2 separate regions of the Homo sapiens genome follow, and region 2 is linked to region 1. Evidence: chromatin contacts called from ENCODE Hi-C or POLR2A ChIA-PET data. All regions are on one chromosome and are shown on one strand. The core of a region is the stretch at or near the end of the contact, and the rest is flanking DNA. Distances in the headings are between cores, read along the strand shown.

Region 1 (2,991 bases), core at 135-2,634:
GTGCCACTCCATACATCATTGCAGAAAAATCTAACCTGCCCTACCCAACAAAAGCATTTTTGTGCAAGAGCATATACTCTGCTCTATAGTGGAGTCTCTCTAGGCTAAGATCCTAAAAGTACTTAAATGCCAGGTATGGAAATGGAGTAGGGTCATGGTTATTTGGAAAGCTGAAAAGAAATTAGGCCTATTGGGTTTGGGGAGAAGCCTTTGGGAATTGGGGCTCTCAGAGAATTGGCAATTCCCAGTAAAAGACTAAAGTCTTTGAGGGAATTGGTTCCTTTAAGGCTTTAGCAGATCTGCTCATTTTTATTTCTGGTTTTGCAGCACTAAGATTACTTTGGAAGGAGAATCACATCATTGAAGACAAAGTGATCTGGGCTACAAATAATTGGTAACATGTCCACTAGATTTTGCAAGTACACGCTTGAACATAAATGTATGTTTGTTCTTCTCTTTCTCTCTCTCTATATATATGATGCTGAAAATCATACACACACACACACACACACACACACACACACACGAGATGCACTCCAGCCTGGGTGACAAAGTAAGACCCTGTCTCAAAAAATAAAAAATAAGAAAACTATATATATATATATATATAGAGAGAGAGAGAGAGAGAGAGAGAGAGAGAGAGAGAGAGAGAGAGAGATTATATATATATGTATATATATATATATATGTATATATATACACATATACAGTTGGCTGTTCATATTAATGGGTTCCACATCCATAGATTCAACCAACTGGGAATCAAAAATATTTGGAAAAAAAAACAGACAATAAAAAATAATACAAATTAAAAGACAATGCAGTAAAACAACTATTTATATAGCGTTTACACTGTAGTAGGTATTATAATCTAGAGATGATATAAAGTGTCTGGGAGGATGTGCATAGGTTATGTGCAAAGACTATGCCGTTTTATATAAGGGACTTGAACATCCGCATATTCTGGTACATTGGGAAAGAGGAAACCTGGAACCATACCCCACTGGGTAATGAGGGATAGCTCTCTATATTTTTAATGAATTTGATGTTTTAAAAAGTATGCCACTAGATGTCAGCAGCAACCTCCTAGGGGTCCTGTGACCTTAATTTGCTAACAATAAAAAATGATACTTCATTAGAACATCTTACCTGAGAATAGTAGGTACTTAATTTGAAAGTTTAAGAACTATTTTTTTTGCCGTACAAAGAGTAGGAGTGCAGGCATAAAATATTTTTGAATTATTTTCTAAACCAGTTTCTGTTCACATGTAACAAGTTATTTTTACTTCCAGTATTCTCTGTATCATTGAGATGACAATGACGAATTATGGGTGAACTTGAGTAATTTGTCAGGAATTGTACCTGATGCCAGAGCTCTAAACTTCTGCTTTGATACTTTATGATTCATTTATGCCATCATTGGATGGGTATTTGTGCTTTGGTTTTGTTTCATTCTGTTTTTGTAACAGCATTTGGTGCTATAGCCCATCAGAAGATTGTGTAGTATTAATTTTTCGGCATCCACATCTGTGCCCTTTTTACTTAGTAAATTCTATCTTTAATTTTTTTCCTTAATAATTTCTAAACTTTCATGGATCTCTGTTCAGTTGTTACAAGGTACTCAACTTTTGGATAGATGCCATAGAGTATTATGAATGTTTGCTCATGAGTTGACAACATCATCTAGAAATAAGAAAAAATGATATTTTCCATGGATTATAGTACATATAATTTTTTAGTTTTTAAGAATTAGTAAAAGTATCTCATTTTTTTCAGAAATTAATAAGAAAATTATAGGCTGGGTTCAATGGGTCATGCCTGTAATCCCAGCACTTTGGGAGGCCGAGGCGTGCAGATCACTTGAGGCCAGGAATTTGAGACCAGCCTGGGCAACATCGCGAAACCCCATTTTTACTAAAAATACAAAAATTAGCTGGGCATGTGACGGGCACCTGTAGTCCTAGCTACTCAGGAGGCTGAGGTGGGAGGATCACCTAACCCCCGAGAGGTTGAGGCAGCAGGGAGCCGTGGTCACACCACTACACTCCAGCCTGGGTGGCAAAGTAAGACCCTGTCTCAAAAAATAAAAAATAAGAAAATTGTAGTATTGGCCAATGTTCAATAGATACTAATAATGTTATTTTAAATAATGCCATTAATTTTTTATAAGGTTAGGTTTACATTAGCAGGAGGATTCAATCTAATTTGTTGGATCTTAAGCATGATTTAGAAATCAGTCATAGGTGATTGGGTGTGAGTCAACCAAGTGTGAAGCAGGTTTGTAAGTGATAAAGAGAAAGGAAGAGTTGTTCCCATTTCTCTCCCTTGGAAAAAAATCTGCTTTAAATCCATTCAAGATGTAAAGATAATTATAAAAACATTTGCTTTCCTGAAGCACATTGTACCAAGGAAAATATTAATGTAAATGTTACATCTTTATCATGTTTAAGATTTTTTTAGTTGGTATAGTGAGGTGGGGCTAACTGAGCTAGTTCATAGGCTCAGGGAATATGTACTTTCATACTGAAGTTGTTATATTTGAGGATTATTGGTTTAACTTCATAAGATTAACACTGAGTTTCTTAAATCTTACTGAGTTTTGCATCTCTATTTTAGAACTACCAGTAAAAAGGACTTAACAGGATTTTCCCCAAGACTTTGATTGTTATTCTTTAATTATGTTTACAGGTGATGAGGCAGACATTTGAAATCATGCTACAGTTACTTGGCATATGAACATCAATATGAACATCAAGCTAATGCTGTACCTTTCATTCATGAATAGCACTTGCTCGTGGCCCTGACTACCTATGCCATGAGAAAGTGCTATTCATGAACAGAAGGCACAGCGCTAGCTTAATGTTCAGTTAAGACACTCTTATCATTGAGCCTGATGCGGACGCACAAGTTTGCTTGATCTAGAATAGTCCAGCCTATGCTTCCCATACTTAACTCTCTAGAAGGGGCAAGGAATAAGATCCGATTGGGGCA
Region 2 (2,991 bases), core at 301-2,800, 98 kb before region 1:
GTTCTTGATCTTTCTTTTACCCCAAGTGTTTCTACCCCAAAGGGTGGGAATACAAGTGTTCGGGCTTCTCTTCCTTCTAGGGTAAATACTAAAGAGTAATCCCAGCACACAACGCATGACTGGAGTCCTTCATCTCTCAACAAAGATTCGTCTTGAGCCTATGGGAGCCAACTGCTCTTTTGGTGCTGGGTATAAGGCAATAAACCAAATTGGAAAAGTGCTTGTCCTCTTGGCATTCACATGCTAGTGGACCAAAAACTCATAAGCCAATATGATATCAGTGGAAGAGACACACTATGGGTAAAAATGTAACAGAATGAAGATAAAAATAAAACAGGAATGTTGGGTGGTTGCTATTTTATATAAACTAATAAGGGCGAGGGGCTCTCTGATGTGAGAACAATTGAACAGTGACCTGACAGAGTTGTGGTGGTAGGAGGAGAAGAGAGTTGTAAGCAGCAGGCACAGCACTTGAAAGCGTATAGAGGCAGCTGCTGGCTACACGGATCGGGGCAGGAGGTGATCCCAGGAGCTCAACTAGCCACAAAAATTTTTATTGCTAATGCTGTATCAATTTCCTTTCTATATTGTCAATGAAATGTTTATAATAAAGATTTTGAAGTATATTATTTACTTTATTCAAATTTTGATTCCTACAGAAATTGTAATTCTGTTGAAATATAGATATAGATAGAACTGGAAATACACACACACACACACACACGTTTAAATTGCCTTCCTTTTTTGTAGAAAAAACAAGCCCTGGAATAGCCTCTGAGAGAAAAACCCATGGAAATTTTACTTTGATAAAATGCCAGTAATGGCATAAAAAGCTGCCCTGGTGTTGTTTCTGGGAAAGCAGGCATTTCTCAATGAAGGAGTGATGGATGGTCTTTGAAGTTTAAATGATATCAGAGAGGAAATGAAAAACTGGCCAGGGCAGGGGAGTAGGGGGGACTCAGTGACTACATGCAAGCTGCACATAGTTCAGGTTCTTCTCTCACACTTTTTCATACGATGCCAAGAGTAGCTGGTTTCTTATCATCTTTGCATTCTTTAACATTATTAGAGTTCCATTTCCTTACTATTCTGAAGACTTGATATTTTTCCTATCCTGTTGCTTTCTTGTTACTTAAATGTTTTCTTCCTCTCAATTTTTCTCTTTCCCTCCCTTTCACTCTCCACTTCTAGAAAGTGGGCCATTTATTTTTCTAATTCTAGTGAAAGGGAAGCAAAATACCACACAGCTAAGTTTATCTAAGAAGTCCCAATTTCCTGGTGTCTTTTATTGTTATTTTGGTTTCCTTTTAACGTCAATATATAGCAGTTATAAAGTAGGTTTAGATGTTTTTATATTTTTAGTCCAAATAAACCCGAAGTATAAAGTTGCACAATATGATGATGGAAGAGACCCAAGAAATGTTGTTATTTAAAACTGATTTAGTTCTAGTTGAAAGCTGACTTCCTGGGCGATGTGCTGCCAGTGAGTCTTAATCCCTGGCTTCATGGTTTGTGGTTTATGTGGGCTGGCATGCTAAGCATTTAATCGTTAGTCACCATTCTTTTCTGAGGCCTGTGTGGCCAAGGCATTATCGTCACCCTGTCACTTACCTAGACATGCTCCTTGGAAAGGAGGTGAATTGGATCCATTAAAAGTGTGAGAAGAGCTGGGAAAGGTCTGATGCAGCCGTACGTTCAAAGATTAAAGCACTCCATATGCAGTTTGACTTTGTAAAGCTTGGATAATCGAGGAGAAAGCAAGGGGGCTGAAGAGGCTTTGAGTGGCCTGCTCACTTGTCTGATGGAAACTCATCAGATATGTGACTGATAATTTTATTTCACACATCTTTAGTATTATGTTTTAAAGTTTTAGGGATGGCTGGAAACCTCACTAAAAACTCTTATACTGTAGTCAGAATGATCAACCACTTTGTTAAATGAATGAGTGCAATACAAGGTATAAGAACAGGCTTATCAACCACTGAGGAACTAATGAAATGCCATTTCCTCCCTGATCCCCATCTTCATTGTTATGTCCTTTATAATTTTTTATCTAGGACAACCATGTTGACAGAGAAGGACTGGTATGTATCAGTATTTTAAAGAGTTTTATTTAAACTGAAACCATTCTTATATCAATTCTTATTATACTAACTCATATTAACTTTACTCAATGAATCTGCAAAGACCCTATTTCCAATTAAGGTCACATTGTGAGGTCCAGGTAGACATAAAGTTTTGGGGGCACTATTCAACCCAGAACACTTCCCCACAAAACTCTAAATGTATTTGAAAGCGTGTATTATACCTTATTTGTTTCCCAATATCTAGAGTGGTATTTGGAACTCAGTAGGTACTTAATAGTTGTTAAATGACAGTTTTACTTTGAACATCCAAATATACTATTAAGAAAAAATAACGGGTACCTAAGAACATTTCCATGAGGGAAGAGTAATGGCTGAATATGTGTGTGTGTATGTATATATATATGTATATATATTTCTGTATGCATACGCATATGTAGGTATAGGTATATTTTTATATATTTATGCACAACTTTCTAAAGAAGTTAGGCACCATGGGATATTGTTATTATTTGTTTTTTTTAAGATGAGAAATAATTTAAGCCTGTTGCCCTAGAGAAATGACTGGAAGTTAAGATTTAATGGGAGAAGAGAAGATCCTTTAAGATCGTTACTAACTCTTAACTTCAACGATCTTTAAAGGGAAGATCCTTTTTCCTTCTCACACTAACTCTTAACTTTTCCTATGGTAGAATATTTAACAAAAGGGCATTGAAATTATAAAAACATAATTTAAAAGGGTATCATCATAATGTTATTGATGAAATAATTTCTTACGAAATGGAAATTAGCAACTTTGAGTTTACCCTGACTTAATTTATTCTGAGAAATATCTTCTTCTCTAAATCTTACAACCCTAAAAATGAAGAATAGAAATACATCCCTTCAATAAGATATCTATTCCTAA

Evidence for each region. A loop is a pair of places that touch in the nucleus more often than their neighbours do. ChIA-PET counts read pairs that join two places held with the same protein, here RNA polymerase II (POLR2A). Pooled maps may share reads with other maps.
Region 2: a loop to region 1 is called in a map of PC-9, with 2.7 times the contacts of the local background. The contact joins two enhancer-like sites. A Hi-C loop is called at or near these places in 1 of 168 maps with a recorded cell type or tissue (PC-9) and 7 of 50 pooled maps. POLR2A ChIA-PET finds 5 or more read pairs at or near these places in 1 of 52 experiments (PC-9).

The regions. Positions count from the first base shown.
Region 1 is chr4:142,718,429-142,721,419 of GRCh38, reverse strand. All of the region lies in intron 2 of INPP4B (inositol polyphosphate-4-phosphatase type II B), which reads left to right. Among named protein-coding and RNA genes, the nearest start is that of INPP4B, 130 kb to the left of the region's middle. Within about 2 kb of position 1,384, at least 4 of the 41 ENCODE cell types and tissues checked have a DNase peak (open chromatin) inside an H3K27ac peak, as active enhancers do; they include PC-9, where a contact is called at or near this core.
Region 2 is chr4:142,816,175-142,819,165 of GRCh38, reverse strand. All of the region lies in intron 1 of INPP4B (inositol polyphosphate-4-phosphatase type II B), which reads left to right. All of the region lies in intron 3 of USP38-DT (USP38 divergent transcript), which reads left to right. Among named protein-coding and RNA genes, the nearest start is that of INPP4B, 29 kb to the left of the region's middle. Within about 2 kb of position 1,550, at least 7 of the 41 ENCODE cell types and tissues checked have a DNase peak (open chromatin) inside an H3K27ac peak, as active enhancers do; they include PC-9, where a contact is called at or near this core.